3 separate regions of the Homo sapiens genome follow, and all the other regions are linked to region 1. Evidence: chromatin loops called from intact Hi-C (ENCODE). Cell type or tissue: PC-3. All regions are shown on one strand.

What was found. A loop is a pair of places that touch in the nucleus more often than their neighbours do. Peaks named below come from ENCODE experiments on the same cell type or tissue, not always from the same donor. Only the 100,000 strongest peaks of a DNase experiment are listed, where the experiment ranks them.
Region 2: it touches region 1 in a loop (7-fold over the local background); 21 of 110 quality-filtered maps call a loop at or near these places.
Region 3: a loop joins it to region 1, with 6 times the contacts of the local background. A loop is called at or near these places in 2 of 110 quality-filtered maps.

The regions. Positions count from the first base shown.
Region 1 is chr5:39,709,325-39,717,324 of GRCh38, forward strand. No RefSeq gene overlaps it. Among named protein-coding and RNA genes, the nearest start is that of LINC02104, 190 kb to the left of the region's middle. In PC-3, CTCF peaks have their summits at 4,947 (motif pointing right) and 7,331; DNase peaks (open chromatin) are centred at 3,777, 4,397, 4,937 and 7,347; H3K4me3 peaks cover 1,654 bases; H3K27ac peaks cover 3,385 bases.
Region 2 is chr5:39,944,467-39,952,466 of GRCh38, forward strand. No RefSeq gene overlaps it. Among named protein-coding and RNA genes, the nearest start is that of LINC00603, 100 kb to the right of the region's middle. In PC-3, a CTCF peak has its summit at 4,603 (motif pointing right); a DNase peak (open chromatin) is centred at 4,615.
Region 3 is chr5:39,635,529-39,643,528 of GRCh38, forward strand. No RefSeq gene overlaps it. Among named protein-coding and RNA genes, the nearest start is that of LINC02104, 120 kb to the left of the region's middle. In PC-3, no CTCF peak of the experiment used is centred here; DNase peaks (open chromatin) are centred at 3,493 and 4,363; H3K4me3 peaks cover 363 bases; H3K27ac peaks cover 3,026 bases.

The sequences.
Region 1 (8,000 bases):
ACTTTGTTTATTAAGTCTCTTGTAGAAAATTAGTGGATGGGCTGGCATTTAAGGGAAAATCTTGCATTTGGTATTGACTATTGACATATAATTCCTTGCATTTTTTAACTTTGTTAGTCTCTGAATTAAAATAGGGCATATATATGAAACGTGGCATTTCAAAATGCCAGTTAGCAAGCATCATAAGGGAATGTAACCCCCTATGGAAGACATCAATCGTTGGTGCCTCTCCAGTAAGGAGAAGTTGAATCACCGTGCTTTTGATTACAGATTACATTTCCACATCAATCTGAATAAGGAAGGGACATACTTTCTGACATTTTAAATGTTAGCATTAGGCAATGTGAAACTAGCTAATTTATTCTGGTCAAAGGAAAGAGGTATAGAATTGAGCATTATTATAAATTCATGTTAATTCCTAATAGTTCCTTTTCCAGGAATCCAAATTTAACTTCATGGTTTCGATAAATCTAATAAATTGTATGAGAACAGATGGAACAAATTATTCCAGATGCATGCAAATGCATGCATTTCCAGCAAATGGAAAGCATTATAATTCCACACCATCCTATAATAGATTTAAGGTATAGAAATGTGAAGCATTGAACCTTGTAGCTGTATAGCTGGACGTTTTATTCATGGTACCTTTACCAGAAATTATACCTGATATGGTCTGTGTTCTGCCAACCTTATTTGTTTTGCACCATGCGGTATAGGAGGTGGGGAAGATGAAGACATAAGAGAGAAATTTAACCACACAGAAATCCAATTCAGATAATTTAACATTATGTAAAAGATCTTTCTACTTAAAGCAGCACTTGACTAAAAGATACCAAAACTGAATTCTGTATTTCATCACAACTCACTGAACCTGGAAAATGACTACGAGCTGAGAGCCCCTCCAGCTGAAGGTGATAAATGACAAAGAACTTTGAGAGTTATCAGTACACTAGAACCTCAGCAGACCTAACTGAAGGCTCTTTCCTGAACAAAAAACAATAGGAATTTTCAAAAACCAATTAAATACTGACTTAGGAACTCATTCAGTCTTATCCAGGATATGGTTTTCAATCCTGAATTAGCAGCACCATAATGAACCCCACCTTTGAAGCACATTAAAACCCCTTGATCTTTTCCCACTAGAGTAATTCCTCAGTAAATTGCTTCATTGGTTTTGTTTCTTTGCCTGGAAGGAAATATACAATTCATTGTTCATGTTATTGATCACTGTAGTAGTCCTTGTATTTCCTCTAACAATTGTGTCTGTTCTTCTTCCATGTATTAACATGCTACATTGATTTTTCAGCACTTAAGATTTTATATTTTCATTTAAAATACAAATACAAGTATATGCCAAAATATAATTTTAATGCATTCTATTCTATATAACTAAAACATTCTAAAATTTTTCAACTTGAAAGGGGATTTTGTCACCTTTTGCTGGAAAGTTGTATAGTGGAGTTACTTCAGAGATTACATGTATTGCTAGCATCAAAATCATCTTTCAAGGGCTTAGGTACCAGACATCCTCATTTCATTAGATTCTCTTTATGTACTCTGTAGTTTTCATCTTCATGGCTTATCTGTATTATCCTAGTATTCCTACCTAAAGAATTTCTTCAATCTCTCTAACACATTAGAGATTGTTCTTGCAATCTGATTCTGTCGAGTCAATCATATTTCTTCCTTCCTTTAAGATCTGACCAAACACTCATCTCTAGCTAATTTTCTCTGATCAATTCCATTATTCTCTGATTTTGACTCATCTTTTAATATTAGCATAGTTAGATATATTGTTTTTGATGTATTGCTTTGTAGTTGTACTTTACCTTCTGGTTATCTTACAAGAATATTCCAAGTTTGCTGTTATTGTTCACAATAGCTCCAATATCTTTTGAAATCACTCACATCATCTATTAATAATAATAATGCATTTGTCCTTTTAAGCAAGGACAACCATTATAAGTCATCAGGGTTTTTCTTTTGGAGGGAACAGGTATCAATCCCTCCAGCTTTTAGAAGCTTCTTCATAGACACTTTACCAGAGGGACGCTGTAGTAAAAGCAAGTCGAAACCCGTATCTGTCAAATATCAAATAATTATTGGAAAGGAGACACAAAACCATAATACATCTTATTTTTTGTAAACTCAAGGAAGTCACTGATCTCTGTCCTCAGCCACTTTGGACCATCACATTGCAGGAATAAAATGTAAGAATCCAGGATAGTAGAATCTGTAATTCCCAGAGCTCTGTTTGTTTTGTTGTGGTTTTATCTCAGCTTTATTGAAATATAATTGAGAAATAAAAATTGTATAAATTTAAAGTGTACAAGGTGATATTTTAATATACATACACACTGTAAAGTGATTACCACAATCAAGCTAACATATTCATCACTCCACAGAGTTATATTTTTTTGTTTGTAGTGCTGAGAACCTTTAAGATCTATTTTTACCAAATTTCAAGTATCTAATGTTGCCACTGAAAGTAATGGCAAACTGCAATTACTTCTGCACCAGACTAATATTATTATTATTATTATTATTATTATTATTATTAACTATAGTTACCATGCTGTACATTTGATCTCCAGAATTTATTCATCTTATACTGAAAGCTTGTACTCTTTGACCAATCCCCCCTTTCCCTAATCCCCCAGCCCTTGGCAACCATCTCCAGTCTCTGTTTCTATGAGTTTCTCTTCAGATTCCACATGTAAGTGAGATCATGTGGTATTTGTCTTGCAGTGTCTGGCTTATTTCACTTAGGATAATGTCCTCTAAGTTCATCCATGGCAGGATTTCCTTCTCTTTTAAGGTTGAATAATATTTCATTGTATATAAACATAAATATAAATACACACACACCATTTTTTCTTTATCCATTCATTCATCAATGGACACAAGTTGTTTCCCTTTTGGCTATTGTGAATAAACTGCAGTGAAAATAGAAGTGAAGATATATTTTCAAGAACTGTTTTTAATTCCTTTGGATACATACTCAGCAGTGAGGTGGGATTGCTGGATCATATTGTAGCTCTATTTTTAATTTTTTGAGGAACCTGTATACTCTTTTTTATAATAGCTATAGCAATTTAGAATCCTATCAACAGTATAAGGGTTTCTTTTCTCCACATTCTTGCCAACACTTGTCATTTGGCTTTTTGATAATAGCCATCCTAAGAAGTGTGAGGTGATGCCTCATTGTGGTTTTGATTTGCATTTTCCTGATGATTAATGATGTTGAGCACAGCACTTTTTCATACATTATAAAGCTACAGTAATCAAAACTGTATGTTACTGTCACAAAAACCAACACATAAACCAACAGAATAGAATGGAGAGTTCAGAAATAAAGCCATGCATGGGTACAAAAGTACTAAGGATACACAAGGGGAAAGCATAGTCTCTTCAGTAAATGGTGCTTGGAAAACCAGATAACCATATGCAAGAGAATAAAATTGGATTCTTATCTTACACAATACACAAAGTTCAACTCAAAATAGCCTTATACATACATAATATCTGAAGTCGTAAATATCCTAGAGGAAAACACAAGAAAAGCTTCATGACATTAGTCTTGACAATGATTTTATGAATATGACCCTCAAAGCATAGGTAATGAAAAACAAATATAAACAAGTGGGTCTACATCAAACTACAAAGTGTTTGCACAGCACAGGAAACAAACAACAAAATGAAAAGGCAACCTACAGGATGGAAGAAAATATTTACAAACCATATATACAATACATGACTAATAGCCGAAATACGTAAGGAAGTCACGAAAATCAATAGAAAAACATGCGAACAAACACAAGCACCTAAATAAAAATGTGGGTGAAGGGCCTGAATAAACCTTTTTTTAAAGGTCACATGCAAATGACCAACAGATATCTGAAAAAGTGCTCAAAACCAAAGCTCTGTTTTGTCCAGTATCCCCACTCCTATCACAGAGAAATTTGTCACCTTACCTGACAAAAAAAATGAGATCATTTCATCAGCCTCAAAATAAAGGACCCAAGAATATATTCCCAACCAATGTGGGAAATCCCTGCTGGTAGAAGACCATCCAGCAAGTGACGTCATCACCAGAAAGGCATTAAGGGACACAGTTTAAATGTTGCAAAGGATTTTAAAAGAATCAGGAGTGAGATAACACTCAGAAATAATTTTTAGTTTTATTATGTAAGATAATATTACTTTGTCAATGTAAGAAAATATTTTTGTCTTTCAGAGTAGATGCTATATTTGGTTCTGCCTCCCACTCCCCCCACCACTATCCTACTTTATTTCACAGAGGAGTCATTTTGTGGCCTCACAAGAGAGTTGGCCAATTCTGCTGAAAGATTGGCATTGACATTTGCTTGTGGGAGTGCCTGAGGACAGAGAAACCTCCCAGCTTGCATGACTAGGTTGGATAACTTCTTCTTCCTGTTTGCCAATAAACATTATGTTTGGCAGAAAACGGTTAAAGATTTGCTCCTATTGCAGCAGGCTGCCTGTTAATGAGAGGGATGTAGTCTTCCCTTCCCATAGCTGGAGTCTTTTAACACATACTGAAAAAAGACTTCATAGCTTCTAAAGGATCAAATTGGCTTATGTCAGTTTATAACAATAGGATTTTATCATTGACTGGCCATACTGACCTAGTAGTAATAAGATACTTTTCTTCCCGAGCTGTCTCTGAAATAGTAGCTGCTTCATGAACATCTTGTCTGATGAATTATTTTCTTAAATGACTCTCTTTTCTCTCAAAATCTGAAGGTGTTCTAAAAATACTAGCAGTTTAATCCAAGGTCCATTTTGCAAGGACTCTCAGTCAGCATATTTTACAGAGAGAATGGCTGGTGGAGTCATTTTACTAGAAGACATGACATGGCTTGAATTCCCAAATCAGATCACTGCAGGCCAGGTAGCAGGTCTTCTCTTAGCACTTTTCTCTTCACCTTTCCATGCAGCAGAGGGCAGTAGTGAACTGTGCATTTTTCTATGCTTTATTTCCTTTTGAAACATAAGCCAAATACATACAAGAATAATAATACATTTAAAAAATAATATTTAAACTATTCCACATGTATAGTATTTTTGCTTCACTGAACAAACGAATTTACCTGGGCCACAATCCAATAGATAGTAGCTAATTTTAGACTTCAGACTTGTGCTTGTTTGGACAACTTAGAATTTGAGTATAATGTTATATTGCAACTAGTCGTTAACAAATCAGGTGTGAGAAGAAATTAGACATTTCAGTGTTTTCTGAGAAACACAATTTCCTTAAGGAAATGTTGTGGCATAAATGTATTTTAGCTATATTTTAGGCTTAAAACATTGTGTTCTTCAAGGAAAATATCAAATCTTTCACAAAATTCTATCTTCTTTAAAAGTCTTTTTAATAAATTAAATAAAAATGATGTTTATTGTCAAACAACTACATGTATGGAACTAAAAAATTAGAGTTATGCAGTAGGAAAAAAAGCCCTCTGACTCACTTTTTGGTACTCACTATTTCTGTTTACCTGGGCTAGTCAATTTTAGCTTTTTAAAAGTTTCTTATTTTCTGGTATTTACCTATGTATTTGAAAATATCATGTTTATCCTAATATTTCCTTATTTTTTGTCTTAAATGTCATCTGTTGTCTTCCTAGTAAATAAGATGAAAAGTTAGCTCTTTTATACTCCTCTCTAATATCTCCTCTCCATATTCTTCCAAAATATCATTTAAAATTATTCAATCTTGGACCTTGTGCTTCACTCGTAGTAGGCAATTATTAACTATATATCTACTTGCAGGATATTTGAACCACTGAAAGGGGTTTCCAATAAAGAAAAGGTTATTCACATATATTTTAAAACATATGGAATGCAGCTAAGGCTGTGTTTAAGGCAACCTACAGGATGGAAGGCAACCTACAGGATGGAAGGAAAATTTGGAACTCAATCTTTTTTATGTCAATTTTTCCAAAATTGATCTATGGCTTGAATACAATCTCAATCAAAATTCCATCTTTTTTTGAAAATTTGTGCACTTTCTATAATGCAGATCCAGTATACTTATGGTAATCTCAAAAGAGAACAAATGAAAGCTATACAGTACCAGATGTAAAGACCTGTTACAAAAGCACAGCAATTAAGACAATGTAAGATTAGTACAAGCACAATCATACCAATGAACTAAAATATAGAGCCCAGAGACAGTTCCATACATGATATATGAGATGATATGTGACAAAAGCATTGTCGCAGTTCTGCGAGTTAGAAAGATCTAGGTCAACTGGAAATCTATATGGGAAATATGTACTTTGACCTACGATATATGGGATAGGCAAAAATTAGGGGTATATCATATACCTAAATATAAAAAGAAAAACAATAATTCTTCCTGAAGAAAATAGGGGAAAATCTTTAAGACCTTTAAATAGTTGGTGTTTCATGAAGATCTTCTTAAACAAAGATTTCTCGAACAGTGTGAAAACTCACACCATACAAAAAAGATTATAAGTGAACTGCATTAAAATTAAGAATTTATTTTTATTCAAATACATTTTAACATTAAGTGTTAAAAAGCAAAGCATAGACTCATATTTGATAAATTGTATTCAGAATAAAGAGCTCCTACAAAACAATAATAATAAAAAGACTGACAATTGATTTTTTGTTTTTTGTTTTTTTGGTTTAGATGGAGTCTCACTCTGTCGCCAACCTGAGGCTCTCGGCTCACTGCCACCTCCACCTCCCGGGTTCAAGCGATTCTCCTGCTTCAGCCTCCCGAGTAGCTGGGACTACAGGCACGCACCACCACGCCCGGCTAATTTTTGTATTTTTAGTAGAGACGGGGTTTCACCATGTTGGCCAGGATGGTCTCCATCTCTTCACCTCGCTATCCACCCACCTTGGCCTCCCAAAGTGCTGGGATTACAGGTGTGAGCCACCGCGCCTCACCTGACAATTGATTTTTTTAGAAAACAGGCAAAGACTCCTCACAAGAGAGTGTATTCCAATGATCAATAAGGATAACAAAAGGGATGTGCAAATGGCTAGGTACAATTGATTAGAGAATTGCAAATTAAAGTACAGTGAAATACAGATACACGTCTATCACAAGAGCTGAAGTTAGAGACTGTCAATGCCAACAAGGATGTGGACCAGCCAAAGAAAGTGTAAATAGTAGGAGCAAAGAGCCAGCACTACCCTTAGGCTAGGATAGCTGAAAGACAAGACCTCCTGGAAGTCCATTGGAAGAGAAACCCAGCAACTGCCACCTAAGGCCCAGTAGGGAGGGAACTTTCCTCTGCTAGCCAGTCTGTACCTTCCATTAAACAAACTAAATTGGAAGCCAGAGGGCGCTGGGTGCAGCTGATGCAATCTATAAGGTCAGACTCCCATAGCACAGAACTGAGTGGAGGGATGTGGTGACTGATCTGGAGGGGTAAACAAAGAGCCAGCAAGACTGTTCAATCATTAGATAATTTGTTTGCTCTCTCTCTATCAATGTAGCTAGCTAACCTAGCTAGCTATTTATTTTTGCCTAGCTGTTTCTGTTTGTTTACTTTTTGGTGGGAAAGTTGCTGCATATGTAAAGAAAATCAAATGGCACAAAAGATTCAGAATGACAAGCAACTAACATTTGTATGCTTACATGTCAGGCCTTTGCTAAGCTTATTTACAGACTTCAGGGCTTCCTGCTCGAGGTACAGTATGATTAAATTTTGGAGGTGGGAAGAGGATATTAGCTAAAGGCAGTTGCATATGCTACAATAGTAACTTTTTAAAAAAGTTTCAAAGGCAAAATACTTTTACAGTGAATTTTATTAAAATTTGCATAATCAAAACTTACAAGGGAAGAGAGACAAGCATAGTCTAACACTATGATAGTTAATAGTTAAATTAATTTGACTAATGGTCCCATTAATTAATTTAATAGAGCAATACTTATTTGATCGGAGTATTTATCATTTGAACAGCTGGCAATGATTTGTTCATCTTATTTTCTTAAAGAA
Region 2 (8,000 bases), 240 kb after region 1:
TTTTTTCTGAGATGGAGTTTTTGCTCTTGTCACCCAGGCTGGAGTGCAATGGCATGATCTCAGCTCACCGCAACCTCCATCTCCTGGGTTCAAGCAATTCTCCTGCCTCAGCCTCCCGAGTAGCTGGGACTACAGGCGCCTGCCACCATGCCCGGCTCATTTTTGTATTTTTAGTAGAGGCAGTGTTTCCCCACGTTGGCCAGGCTGGTGTCGAACTCCTGACCTCGGCCACCCAAAGTGCTGGGATTACAGGTGTGAGCCACTGCACCCAGCCTAATCTTGCTAACTTTAACTCAACGCTTTTACTTATAACATTTCTGCATTAAACAAATATTACAATTTTTGTACAACCAAGAAAAAAGTATCAACAGTGATATTAATGGAATCAAGGATCATAAAAAGACATAATAAAAGTCTTATGCTAAGGAGAATCATCTAATTCAGAATTAACATTCTATATGAAAATCTGTGAGAACAATGATATGATTTGAGTTTTCTTATCTAGTAATGAGAAATGCAAAAATTAAAAGTGTCAATCATTCATCTATCACATAGGAAGAAATTGATTAAATTTTTCACAGCAAAGTTTGAAGAAAGTGAAGTAAATATGCATTATCAAGAAACTATTTCATCTCAAAGTAGAGCTTTCAGATATAATTCCATCTTCCACAATCCTTATACTGAGTCAGACAACATTTACTATAGATTTTCCTCCCAAAAGTCTTTTTAATCATGCTCCCACTTCATTCTTGTTACCTTAGTCCCTGTTTCTCTCTGCTCATAACTTTACCTGGCTAATTCTCACTGCTTCAATGTTCCTTTATATAGATGCCATAATCAAAATAAGAAACAAAACCAAAACATCCATATCTGTTCAAGTCTCTCTATGTTTAAACAGTGACAGCCTACAAGATCAAGTCCATACTCCTTGGCTACACACAAGTGCCTTTTCCATCTGTCTCCTTCTGTCTTTGCAGGTATTCTCCATTTGCTTCTTTGAAATACTTTCAAAACCAACAAAATCCATCTGTTTTTGAAGTGTCCTCTCCCTTAACCCAGCTCTGTCTATTCTTCTCATTCTCACTCCACTAGACACCTAATTATGAAAACAATAATTAATTGCATAATTCACATGTGGGATTTTCTAGGCTTTACTATTGGAAGAAACAAGTATTGTCACGTTTCCAACTTTTTTCCCAGTCCCAAATTGATGTTAAATTCTAGCTAATAGTCATAGTCACCATTACTTGAATATTTACAATGTGCGAAATGCTTTAGACAGTAGGGGCAACCAAATTGCTCATAAAATTCAGTTGTGCTGAAAAACGAAATTTCCATATTTTGCTTGTAATTTACCTAATTTTTTCATGAGTTTGTCTATTGAGTGATGACAAAAACAAACAAACAACCATACAAAAAAGTTTAAATTGTATTGAATTTAAATGAAATTCTATCCAATAATTTAAACACTGTGTTTAGGTAGTATTCAATCTTTGATAGTGATTGTCAATTTATTTTGTCTCTGAGCCTCTGTTCTTTAAACATGGCATCTATTAGGCATAGTCATCTAGATAACTCACATGCAATCCATGTTCAACACAGCCACAGTCATGTGCATACTCATCATATTCTTCTTCATCCACCGCCCTGTTGTTTCCCTATGTTCCTGATCTCTGTCAATGGTTACTGGAATCAAAAATCTGGGGAGTTTTCTCTATTGTTTTATAGAACCAAACAATTAAGCAAATTCTGCTGTTTTTATGTTCTGAAAATTCCTATTCATGTCCTCCTTCTCCTCTTTGCCTTCTATTTGTGCCTAGATCCCAACTTAAGAATCATTACTTGGCTATTAAAAGAGCCTGCTTCTAGCCCTGCTGCCTTCAAATACAGCCTCCGTGCTCTGGCTGGGTTGCTTTAATTGTGCTGTACTACTAGCTTGCTTAAGGCCCTTACTAGCAATGGAATAAATCTCAAGATTCTTAGCTTGGCATAGAACATGACATAAATACCACCATTTCAGTTATATTTGCCACTACACTATTCCCTATTTCATAATCTATGTTTTCATAATATGGAAATGCCTGCAATGCCCCCCACCCTCCGTGCCTCTTGAAATCTTCTTGCCTTTGGTTGTGGTGTTTCCTCTTTCTGGAGTGCCTTTTCTACCTTTATTTACCTGGCTAACACTCACTCACTGTCACTCTCAAGTCTTAATACTAGTTAGTTAACATTATTTAATGGAATGATGGTTTTATTGTAGTTTGTGGATAATTTCCCCTAAAATATATCCAGGTTTTTCATGACTGGAATTGTGTCTGAGTAGAAAACTGCATTCATTAATTTCAAGTGAACTTCCCTCTTTAAAATTCTAAACTATGTCATTTCCCTTGCTTGTCATACCCACCCCAATCCTCTCAAACTCAGCTTCTCCTTTCTTTTAAAACTCTATTTAAGGTTTTGTCAACTTATTTTTAAAAATAATTCAAAGAAAACCTTTCTGTTGGTTATCTAGATTCTGATAATTTATGTATTAGGTGCCAAATTTAGATAAGAATCTTCATAAACATAGGTCCACAGCCGGACACCGTGACTCACACCTGTAATCCCAGCACTCTGGGAGACCAAGGCACTTGGATCACGAGGTCAAGAGATAGAGACCATCCTGGCCAACATGGTGAAACCCTGTCTCTACTAAAAATACAAAAATTAACTGGACATGGTGGCGCGTGCCTGTAGTCCCAGCTACTCAGGAGGCTGAGGCAGGAGAATCACTTGAACCCAGAGGCGGAAGTTGCAGTGAGCCAAGATCGTGCCACTGCACTCCAGCCTGGCGACAGAATGAGACTCCGTCTCAAAAAACAAACAAACAAATAAACATAGATACATTTCCTTCATGAAACTTCCTTGAGAGAGATTGGCTGATTCCTGTCACTGCCAATTTCATAATATTTTCAGCTTTTCCTCCAAAACATTTTTATAAACAAGTAAAATTGGCTGGATGTACAGACTCATAGACTTTAAGGCCTATACTACATTTAACTAACCTAACCTCTTATTTTTACAGAGAAAGAAATGAGGCCCTAATATTTAGTAAAGGACATGTTACTAATGAGTTGCTAATATGTTTCTGCTGCTCATGTGTAGGTGTGTGTAAACACACACACACAGACACACACACTACATGGTATGTGAATCTCTCTCTCCTATTCCAGGTCTTAAAAGAATGACAATCACTCCTTCTCCTTGTTTATTCCTTTCTCTAAAAAGAAAAAAATATTCATCACTGTCTGATTTTGCTTTTGCACTACAGGCAAAGGTAAATGTTGACTGCCTGGCTGACTCCTCCCACCATGACTTGCCTTAAGTAGTGCTAAGACATCTCCCTGCCCATGGCCTTGTTTCTACTGGCATGAGTCTCTTTCATTCACGTCACTGGCAGCCATATCCAGGGACTTGTGGTCAGAATGGAGTCTAGTGTGCTGTTTTTCTGGATATTACTCTGTCTTTTTCCCCCTCCAGTGTGTGACTGGAAGTCTCTTTAACAGTTAAAATAGTGGCCATATATGCACACTGGAGAGAGAGTATTCAATAAGATCTGTAATTTGTAGACCACTGTGAGAGATTAGTCCCTGTTCCCTCATGTTCTAGCTTCAATATACGCTTTAGGATCAATGCTAACTTCTGCAGTTACTTTATAGTAATTGTGATTACAATAAAAGTGAACACTTACCTCAAAAGGGTAGGGCCAGAATGAATTCTTCTTCTTTGTGGTCTTTGATGAAAAGTGTCTAAGTCACATATAATTTGTACCTCATCTTTTTAATAAGTAAAGGAAAGGCATTCTTATTAACTCTCCCCGTAGGAAATCAGAAAGGCATTCAGAGAGAATGGATTTCAGGCACAGGCATCAAGTTTGCCAGTGCTTCCACCTGAGCCCCACAGTTTGAGCTACCTGGTGCTCACCTATGAACTCAACACTGGTCCAATGCCCTGGACTAATTCCAACTGAGGCAAGAGGTGTTGAGGTAGCTCTTCTTCATGCGAGGACAGGACTTACTTAACTCTAACTCAGTTTCTCAATCTGGTTTCCTGGTTGCTTGCTTCCTCTCCATGTAAGAAATGAGTCAACATAATGTATGTGGAGTCCTAAAATGGTTTCTTCCCCCAATGGAGGTATTTTTCAACTGTGCATTTGAATTAAACTATTATAAGTATTTAATATAAGTAGAATAACATAATTTAAACATTTTACATATCTCTATGAGAAGTGGTTATTTAAAGGAAACACATAATTATAGTTTTTGTTATTCAAATAAATAATTCCCATTTTAACTGTTTTGAAAGTTGTATTTCCACATAACCAGCTTTTCTGTTGTGCTGTTTCTATGTGTTAGCCATAGCCAACCAAAGTCATGTGTAAACTGAATTATGCATTACAAATAAAAGAGCTGTAATCCTCTGAATACCCTAATTTGATGTAGAAAAAAAGTTTAATGCCCATTCTACAATGAATGCATATTTGAGAGTACTAAGAATATTTATAGATTTTTTTACTTCATTGTCCATAGACACTTCTTGACTCTGGTTTTTAGTAACCAGCAGAGGGCGCAACATACACAAGTTAGGGTCTTTAAATCCTTAATGGCTGATCTCTTCTGTCATTTGTATCCACAGGCACCTGCACCCTCCTCCACCATCAAAGTACACCCAGCCCAAGTCAAGTGAAAAGAAAGAAATATGTGCTTACTTATTTGTTCCTATCACAGCTGAAGTTAACCTTTAGCTGGAGACTAAATTAACACCAATGCTCCAAGTTTAGATAATTGTTCTGAAATAAATAGAGCCTTAAGCTAGAACTTCTTACATAGTCAAGGGAGATAGGTGGATTCTTTTGTACTTCATTTTAACTATCAATGGTGTTTTAAGAACCAAATAACATTTTTCTTAAATCATTTTTTTTCCTATCATAAGTAAATTCTCAGCCGGGTGCTGTGGCTCATGCCTGTAATCCCAGTACTTTGGGAGGCTGAGGCGGGCACATCACCTGAGGTCAGGAGTTCAAGACTAGCCTGGCCAACATAGTGAAACCCTATCTCTACCAAAAATACAAAAATTAGCCATGTGTGGTGGTGGGCGCCTGTAATCCCAGCTACGGGAAGCTGAGGCAGGAGAATCACTTGAACCCAGGAGGTGGAGGTTGTAGTGAGCTGAGATCGCGCCACTGCACTCCAGCCTGGGCAACAGAGCCAGACTCCATCTCAAAAGAAAAAAAAAGGAAATAAAATTGATGCCTCTGTTTCCACTTTACCATTTAAAACTCCTACCTCTAAAATAAATAAATAAATAAATAAATAAATAAATATTCACATATATAAAGTAAAATTTAATCCAAGATTCTATTGCTTCTAGGAAAATTTAGAAGACTTTTTATAGATTCCTTATGCTCTCTTCTTTCAATAGTAGTCTTATTTTGTAACTTTCTTATATTTTTGCGTGTTTATTTGAGTCAACAAACCACTAAGGCAAATTCACAGGTATATTTCATGTGAGAAAGATTTATTATCATAGACCTAATGCCTTACAGAAAAATTTCTGGCTGAAAAATTGTATAATATTGGAGAAAAACACGAAAGGAATAACATATATAGACCTGATACAGGTTACCAAGTAAAATCTTCCTAAAAATGTAGGTGACTCGTTCCCTATCTCATTTTACAGATATCTCATTTTACAGATAAGGAATCTGAGGCAAAAAAAAAAGAAAATAATTAAGTAAGTTTACTAACGTCACGTATCAGGCAATGTGGTCCAATTTTCATGCTCTTGACTTAGCCTTTACAGTATTCTGTCTCTGAAATACATATTCTATGCTCACCTAGTACACATACACACACACACACATACACACAGAGACACTCCATACATATGCATATAAATGGAACAAGGTTTTATAAAAGAATATTTATTTTTATGTCTGATAAAGTAAAAGCATAAATATCAAATATTTTATTACTACATATAGATATGGAAAAAGATCATAAAATGAACAACACAAATGCAGACAAACAGAAAATACTAGGTAAGGCCCACAAAACTAGTTTTACCACTCACTAATTGGTAGCAATATACAGTTTGAAAAGTATCATTGAATTTGACCTTATTGGCTCTCAACTTTACTTTTTTTCTGCTGTCACTGTCATTGTTGTTTTCACATAAATTATTATTGATTCTTAAATAAACTATCAACTGTGAGCCTACCTCTTCATTTTTCCATACCTCCCAAAATGCACACTTTCATTATGTGATTCCCTGCTGTAGAATCCTTCACTCTTTGGGCCAAGATGGCCAACTAGAAACAGCTCTGGTCAAAGGCGCCCATCAAGAAGAATAAAAACAGCAAGTGAATCCTGCACCAGTAACTAAGATATCCAGGTTCCGTCAATGAGACTGATAGGCAGTTGGCGCAACCACAGAGAGCAAGGAAAGCTAGGCAGTGTGATGGCCCACCCAGGAGCCACACAGGGCAAGAGAAGCTCCCACCCCCAGCCAAGGGAGGCACCTACACTAGTGACACCTCCAGGTACAGGAGGGACCCAGGAGAATAGGATCTGGAGTGGACCCCCAGCAAACTGCAGCAGCCCTATGAAAGAAAGGCCTGACTGTTAAAAGAAAAACAAACAGAAAGCAACAAAAACAACATCAACACAAAAGACCCCACAAAAACCCCGTCCAAAGATCAGCAGCCTCAAAGATCGAAGCTAGACAAACTCATGAAGATGAGAAAGAATCAATGAAAGAAATGCTGAAAATGCAAAAAAATGCCAGAGTTCCTCTTCTCCTCTAAATGATCGCAATACCTCTCCAGCAAGGATACAGGACTGGGCAAAGGCTGAAATGGATAAACTGACAGATGTAGGCTTCAGAAGATGGATAGTAATAAACTTTGCTGAGCTAAAGGAACATGTACTAACCCAATGCAAAGAAGTAAAGAAACATGATAAAACATTACAGAAGTGTTAACCAGAATAACCAGTTTAGAGAGGAATATAAATGATCTGATGGAACTGAAAAACACAACATGAGAACTTCACAATGCAACCACAAATATCAATAACCGAATAGACCAAGTGGAGGAAAGAATTTCAGAGCTTGAAGGCTATCTTGCTGAAATAAGACAGGCATACAAGATTAGAGAAAAAAAGAATAAAAAGGAACAAACAAAACTTCCAAGAACTATGGGATTATTTAAAAAGACCAAACCTATGACTGATTGGGGTACCTGAAAGGGATGGGGAGCACGGAACCAAGTTGGAAAATGTACTTCAGGATATCATCGAGGAGAACTACTCCAACCTAGCAAGACAGGCCCACATTCAAATTCAGGAAATCCAGAGAATCCCAGTAAGATACTCCATGAGAAGATCAACTGCAAGACACATAATTATCAAATTCTCCAAGGTCAAAATGAAGAAAAAAACATTAAGGGTAGCCAGAAAGAAAGGCAAAGAAAGGCCAGGTCACCTACAAAGGGAAGCCCATTAGACTAACAGCAGCCCTCTCAGCAGAAACCCTACAATCCAGAAGAGACTGGGGGCCAATATTCATTATTATTAAAGAAAAGAATTTCCAACTCAGAATTTCATATTCAGTCAAACTGAGCTTCATAAGTGAAGGAGAAATAAAATCCTTCTTAGGCAAGCAAATGCTGAGGGAATTCGTGACCACTAGGCCTGCCTTGCAAGAGCTCCTGAAGGAAGCACTAAATATGGAAAGGAAAAACCATCCACTGGTGTGCTGTATTCAAGAGACCCATCTCATGTGCAAAGACACACATAGACTCAAAATAAAGTGTTGGAGGAAAATTACCAAGCAAATGGAAAGCAGAAAAAAGCAAGGGCTGCAATTCTAGTCTCTGGCAAAACAGACTTTAAACTAACAAAGATCAAAAAAGACAAAGAAGGGCATTAAAAAATTGTGAAGGGTTCAATTTAACTGGAAGC
Region 3 (8,000 bases), 74 kb before region 1:
TCTTTATCTCTCCTTGAGCTGGGACATCCATCTTCTGTCCACAGACATTGGAGCTCTTGATTCTCAGGCCATAGGACACTGAATTATACCACTGGCTTTCCTGATTCTCCAGCTTGCAGACAGCAAATAGTGGGACTTCTTGGCCTTTCTAATCACATGAGCCAATTCCTATAATTATATATCTCTTTATTTATATATTTCTATATGTCCTATTTGCTCTGCTTATCTGGAGAATCCTGACTAACACAGCCAACTATCCCTAGGTAGTTTCTGAGAATCAAGTTTAATGCTATTGAATGGTTTGAAAAGATAGTTTTTTTTAATAGATACTTGTCTTTTTTTATTTTTTTTATTTTTATTTTTTACTTGAGTACACGTCACAGTGATCAACTTGAAGGCTCAAAGCTCTTGGGAATACATAGGCCTACGGAATGTTTATTATTGATGGAGAGTTTTGATAATGCAGTATTCTGGAGTAGTTGAACTAAAGTTAATGTGGACCTCCTTCGAGAGAGGCCAAAAGTTAGGAAAGGGAGGAAAACAGGAAAGATGTGGATTTTACTATCACGTAGGAGTTACTGAATTAAATTTTGATATAAATAGCTCTTCAAAGTTGTAGGGATAGCTAAGAAGAATATTTTTATTTTTTATTTCATCAGGGCTATAGAAATAAATGAAACTATGTCTTTGTGCAAACTACAAAGCACAAAAACTCTAAAAACATCCAAAAAAGGTGACTTTCATTGAAATAAAATCTACAGAAATTAATGTTTTAATTTGGACATTGACAAATTAAAGGCAGCAGTGCCTCACAGGCACATTGATTTCTTTAGATCTTTCTTTTCTTGCATTAAAATAATCACACATAAAATGATTGTAGGATAATAAATAATGAACTACTTTGAAATAAAAGGAAAACTTTTATCTTTGAATTAATATTTTCTCAATTCTCTAATGCCAAGAATATTTGAATGTTGAATAGAATCTTAAAACAAATTGTCATAAAAAAAGCAATAAGACACATTACTGCTCTTAAGAGTATGTGAAACAAGCTAGGAGCAGGGAAATAAATCAATGTTATTGATTTTTTTCAACTAATTATTACTGTGTTTATTTAAATTCAGGTAAAGGTATTATAGAACATACCTCACAGAAAATTGTTCAATGCTATTATTTTGCTTTTGTTTAAATTTTATGAACAATCATCACAAATTGGAAAATCCTGTCTGATGCCATTTAATGATGGTGATGAACATATTTTACATGTTTCAGTTTTGAATTATTTGTGTTTAGTCCATAAAGATCTCACATTGTTGCTAAGGCACAATTTATTGTGATAGCAACTATTCCCTAATCAAAACTTTGAATATTTTGACAGTAGGCAGTCTTATAATTTAATGCAAATGATACATTAAAAATGAACAGGATAATTCAGACAACTGTGGAAGTTTTCAATATCTAGAAATTTGACAGCATATGGATAGGATGCTCAGATAATTATTTTTTTATGTTCTTATGGATTTTTTAAATGTTGAGATAACAATTAGGTATAAAGTTATATTTCCTCTCCCCAAAAAGTAAATGCCCTTTTAGTTGATGGGTTTGCTTTAGATAATGATACCTCATAAACATGATATATTTGCATAAGATATTAAGGTTCAGACAATTAAAGGCACCTGAACTATGCACTGGGCTCACAAAATGATTTGTAAAACTATAAAAATAGAAGAGGCAAAAGAAGAGTTATAAATAAACCGAATTTCCAAATTCATCACTAGGATCAATCAGCCTGTCATTTTTCCTGGATATGTTTAGGCCAAACAGATATGAAATGGTGGGATTAGACTGAAAAATGTTCTCTTTTAATCCTAAAAACACATATATCAGTTAAATAATTTAGTTATGACCATTACATCATTAGCTTCAGGGAATTGCTATTTTTTGTTCCAGTCCTATTCTAGTCTGAGTTACACAATTATTGTACTGTGTTGAAGCAATTTTAATTTCAACAAGTGTATGTAAAAGTTTTGTTTTAGACTTAAATATAATCTTTATTTTGCATTGCATATGATAGTGGGTGGAGGGAAGCTATGAAATAATATATTAAGCAAACCCAATTTCAGTTTGTGATAAGAAGATGTGAACTGCAGCCAGAAGCTTGGACTTCTAGCTTAAAGTCTGCCTCATTCTACTTGTGTGGCTATGGAAATCATGTACCCTCACATGTTTCTGTTACTTCATCTATCAGAGGGAAATAATATTACCTACCCACTCATAGATTACAAATTGCTTGAGGGCAGAGACGATTTTATCTTGAAGAATTTTTCCTTAGCACCTTTTACAGTGCTGAGCACTGGTAAGTATGAAAACAATTGGTTAAGCATTTAATACATAAATAAAACTGAGGTACTAGGTATATAAATTACTTTAAAATATAAGTATTAAATAATGATAATATTATCAAAAGTCATGTATATATATTACAGAGATAGTTATCAAATAAGTTTGATTCCTTGGATGAAATTTGAGAAGTTAGCAGTATGATTTAGCAGAAATATCACTGTACAGTCATACCTCAGTATCCATGGGAGATTGGTTCCAGAACCCCATGGGTACCAAAATCCAAGGATGCTCAAATCCCTTATATAAAATGGTGTAGTATTTGCATATAACCTGTGCACATCCTCCTGTATACTTTAAATCATCTCTAAATCACTTATAATACCTAGTATAAACGCTATGTAAATGTTTGATATGCTGTATTGTTTTTAAATTTGTATTTTTTATTGTTGTGGTTTTTAAAACTTTTTTTCAAATATTTTCAATCAGCTGTTGGTTGAAGCTGAGTTTCCTGGATGAACATATTCTACAATGCATTATAATTTATCTTTGTCATTTTATGGGAGAGTAAATGATTTTTCCATAATTCTGGAGCTCCTAATACCCATGTCTCCTGCTTCCTTCTCCAAGCTCTCCCTTCCCTTACTTGGCCAAGACCCTAATGAGAATAACTGGATGTCTTCTTCTTTTGGAGCTTGAGTTAGGTGCTCACTAGAATTTCTTAGTATTATGGTTAACAGAAAATTTAAAGAGAAAAAAATCTCTTTCTTTGTTGGTTTTTACTTATTCATATCTCTAGTAAATTAAACCAAGATTTAACTCAATACATGGATGGATGGATGCTTGTTTTCATCTTGCTAGTACACTATTTCTCCATAAACAAATGAACAACAAAACAACTCCATGATACATTTAAAGTAAGAAATAGAACATTTGATTCTGATTAAATGACTTTCCAACAGATTTGTTAGTTTCTCAGGTTTGGACCCACCCTGATCTTTTCACAAGGGCCTTGGTTTTCTGAGAAATACATGTTGTGTACTGATGTATATTTTAGTGAGGTGGTAGGAGGCTTACTTATTATTTTCTGTTTTCTCATTTATTTGTGCAGCTGGGAAGGCAATAAATGGAAAGGTGAGTCAGAATGACAGGGCCTTAATCACTGTTAAATCTTACTTGGTGACATTAAGCAAGAAGCTCTCTAGGCTGGTTTTATTACCTATTCTGAACCTCAATTTGGGGTCCCCAAGCCTCTTTGACTTCTTTAGGACATAAGGAGAATCTGAACACTTTATTACATTTTAAATAAAGCTTAATTGAGGTCAGTTATGCCTCCCTCTATTAGGACACATGGTCTGAAATAAAATGTTCTTTACTTTTTATGACAATAATAGCAGCTTAATGTAGGCCCACAAGTTGTCTCATGCTGAGGAACTATTCTGATTGAAAGTCATTATATGCATTAAATTATTTAGTTAATAAATATAGTTTGTTAATAATTACAAAACAATCTTTTAAAGTGAAAGGCTTTAGGAGAAAAAAGGAAGTACTATATTTCTGGTGGGATAAAAGATGAGAACCCTTGCACTAGATCATTTCTAGAGTGTTTCCAGCTCTAGGATTCTAAGCTAGGGATTGGCGAACTTTTTCTGTAAGGGTCAGATAGTAAGCATTTTAGATTCTGTGGGTCAAATTGGCTCTGTCACAACTGTTCAGTTTTGCTGTTGTAGTGTGAAGGCAGCCACAGAGAATATGTACATGCATGGGTTTGTTTGTGTTCTAATAAAACTTTATTTACAAGAACAAGTAGTAGGCCAAAATTGGACAGCAGATTACAGTTTATTGACCCCTGTTTTTGGTGATCCCTGAAATTCTGGGATTGTTTACTCATCAAGCAAAGGAATGTAGAGACAGAAGGAAAGATAAACAGGAAGAAGTCCGTTTTGTGTCTGTTAAAAGCTTATGTGTCCACTTCCTATTCCAGGTACAGAGATAATAAAATGACTCACTATCAATCATATTTTAAGGTTTTTATAAAATATTTTAAATAATTGAGGTTCTCATGTTATTCTATTTGTCATAAAGTCAAGCCTAGATTCATACTGGCCGTTGTTGAGGATACCGGTTGGGTACAGAATGAGTCATGGCAGCTTTATTCCAAAGAGCATGTTGCAGGGCTCCAAGCTCAGCTGTCCTTTTGAGATTCCTAACTGAGGCAAGTAGAAGACTCAGTACTATGGAGAGAATGTCCCAGAAGACTGTTTTTGCTTTCTATGGCAGAAGCTCCTAGTTGTGACTAAATATGTAGGTTCTCTTTCTTCATGTTTATCCGAACTTCTCATTTGCCACTGCAATCCCGGCCACCTGGATTACATATTTATTTTCTGGTCTTTTGCAGCTAGTTATGGTTCTGTGTCTAAACTTTGGCCAGTGGGATTTGAAGAGAAGTGTTATGTATAAGTTTAGAGAAGTGTTCTGGAAGGGGGGTGGGGTGCTTTTCTTTTCTCCTTCTTCCTATTGGTTGAAATGTGACATGATGGCTGGAGTTCCAGCAGCTACACTGGACCACGAGGAGAAAGCCACATGTTGAGGATGACAGAGTTGCAAGGTGACAGGAGCCAGCATCCCTGGTGATTAGTGAAGCTCAAGCCTTCTTTTAAGTGAAAGAAAAAACAGTGTCTAGTTTTAAAAAATCATTATTTTAGATTTTCTTGCTTTAGAACAGAATTCTAACAGAAACATCCACTTTCCCTCAAAAAAAAAAAAAAAGTCAGTTGAGGCTTCACTTTAGAAATTAACATTCATCTGGACCTGGAGAAGCCCCTACATCTGTTCTGATTTGCATAGCACTAGAAGTTTTGGTTCAGTTCTAAGTCATTAGAATAGGTCAGGGACTTTTCAGCAGTCAGCCTTGTGACTGGGGATAGAGGCAGGACGAAGAAGAGACTGGTCTACTTCAGCATGTGTCTCAGTGGCATTAACTTATTTCATGACATCTAGAGGGTTAGGCTGGATTGGGATAAAATATGTGAAGTAAGGCCTTTGCATTCTCCTTGTGCAGACATTTATCCAGCCACAGGGTTTTAAAAGAAGGTCAAGCCATCCCTTCTATGGATTCTGTGAGATTTCTTCCTCAGTTTGCTTGATATCTTAGTTTTTCCCAGTTTTAATAAATATCTTCTTCGGTATGCAAATGTTGGTATTTTTTCCCTGAAGAAGCTCTCAATTTCCTGATGCTTTAGTCCAATAATTACACATAGTGGGCAGGCCATTAAAAACATATGGGTCAACATCCTGCTGTCTATTTCTGTTGGTATCACAAATGGACTGCTCTTCTTTATTAATTCAACAAATATTTATTGAGTACTACATGTTAGTGCCTGATGTTGTAGCAATAAAATGGTAGACAACACAAAATAAATTTCATTGATTCATGCCTTTTATACTTTTTTTGTGAGAAAAATGCTTTTTTTCCTCATTTTTTAATTTGAACTCTTGACTCATGATGTTTTCTATCTTTCTTGTTTTTCTATAGTCCATGGTTTTGGTGTGCTATGCAAACAAAGAGGATTTTTCACTTCTAATGGGATCCCCATTAAAAATATACCCCAAGTGTACGGGCTTCTTTCTGTTACTTTGTTGCCCTCACAAGTTGCTATTAGTAAAATTGAAGCTTTTTATAAAACTGAAACTGAATATCAAGAAAATGCTCTACCCGACTTCCATTTTCAATTAATAAGTAATACGGTATGCAATCTAAAGAATTCCATAAGATTGATTCCAATCAAATAACCACCTATGATAATTTATTCAATAATTGATGCTGTGCACCTGAATTAGAAAAGAAAAGAAAATTGACACTTAAAAGATTCAAATTTAACACTAAATGTGAACTCACTGAGAGCCCAGATGGACACCTTGTCATCACTGAGTCTTCAAAATAGCCACTATTAAAAGATCTACACTACATAACTCACCATAATATAGTCAAAACGGTCCAGATTATGAAAAAGTATGGGGGTTATTGTTCTAAAGTTGCAAAAAAGGTTTATAACTAGTGTCTGATTTGTCATATTCCTAATTTGAGAAAAGCCATTAAGGTTCCAGGTGGTACATGTTTAGTATCTGCAAGATCATTTTCACCCCTACAAATAAACTTCATTTATCTGCTATCCTCCATGGCTTATCAGTATGTTATGTAACTGTATGCCTGTTCTCAGGATAGATTGGAGCCTTTCCATGCAGGAAGGTTGATGCCACAACAGTGGCAAATTATCTGTCTATCTATCTATCTATCTATCTATCTATCTATCTATATCTATCTATCCATCTGTATATACTAGAAAATGTATTTCCTTCATGAAGTGTCCTTGGAGAGATTTCCAATGATAGGAGAACTCATTTTACTGGACAAATTATTAAACAATTAAATAAAGTTTTACAAACAAGATGACATTCTCATTGTCTTTACCATCCTAGTCTTCTGTAAAGGTTGAATGGACAAATGGTATCCTAAAACTAAATTTGGCTATATTAACGGAATTCATTGGATTGCCGTCACCAAAAGTTTTACCACTGACTTTAATGATAATTAAATCTACCCCTACTGCAATGCGCAAGCTGACACCTTTATAAAATAGTAACTGGAATACCTGTGCCCTTCATGATAAAACCTCATGTATTTCTTATATTTGTAATCGCTGACATGACTCAATATTGTGAGGCTTTGATACATTATGCCAATGCATATTTTCATTAGGTTAAATAAGCTTCTGTGACTCACTGATTCATGATCAGATTTTCCACCATCTAGAACCTGGAGACTGGGTCTTTTGGAAACGATATCAAAGAAAGACTACCCTTGAACCTTGTTGAAAGGGAACATACTAAGTTTTTCTCATAATTCACACTCCAGCAAAACTTCAAGGCCTTGAATCTTAGATCTATGTCTCTCAACTGGAGGGGGGCCCCCTCAATTTATGGAACTACATGCCAGTTGGTAATCTAAAGATAAAGCTGACCAGAAAGATCTTTCTCCAGAAGCAGATGACATCTTAAATGTAAACAGCTTTCCCAAGAACCTCCTCTCTCCATCATGAACCCCCTATTTCTTTTCCTCTCCTATTTCTTGCTCCTCCTTTTTATCTTTGCATGGAATCTAACGGGTTGGGCATGGTAGCTCATGCCTATAATCCCAGCATTTTGGGAGGCCGAGGAGGGTGGATCACCTGAGGTCAGGAGTGCGAGACTAGCCTGGCCAACATGGCGAAACACAGGCTGTATTTTAAAAAAATTCAAAATTAAAAATATTCAAAAATTAGCTGGGTGTGGTGGCAGGTGCCCATAATCCCAGCTACTCAGGAGGCTGAGGCAGGACAATCGCTTCAACCACGGAGGCAGAGGTTGCAGTGAGCTAAGATTGTACCATTGCACTCCAGCCTGGGCGATAAGAGCAAAACTCCGTCTCAAATAAATAAATAAATAAATAAATAAATAAATAATCTAACAGTCAATAATAGCTTTCACAGAAAATTTAACTGAATGCTGGATTTACACACTAAGCCAAAATCTTTGCATGACTTTAGAGATCCTTTCCTCCACATTGTAACTGAAATAACTAGAATCCCAAATGCAACCATCTGTTTAGATTGCACAGCTGG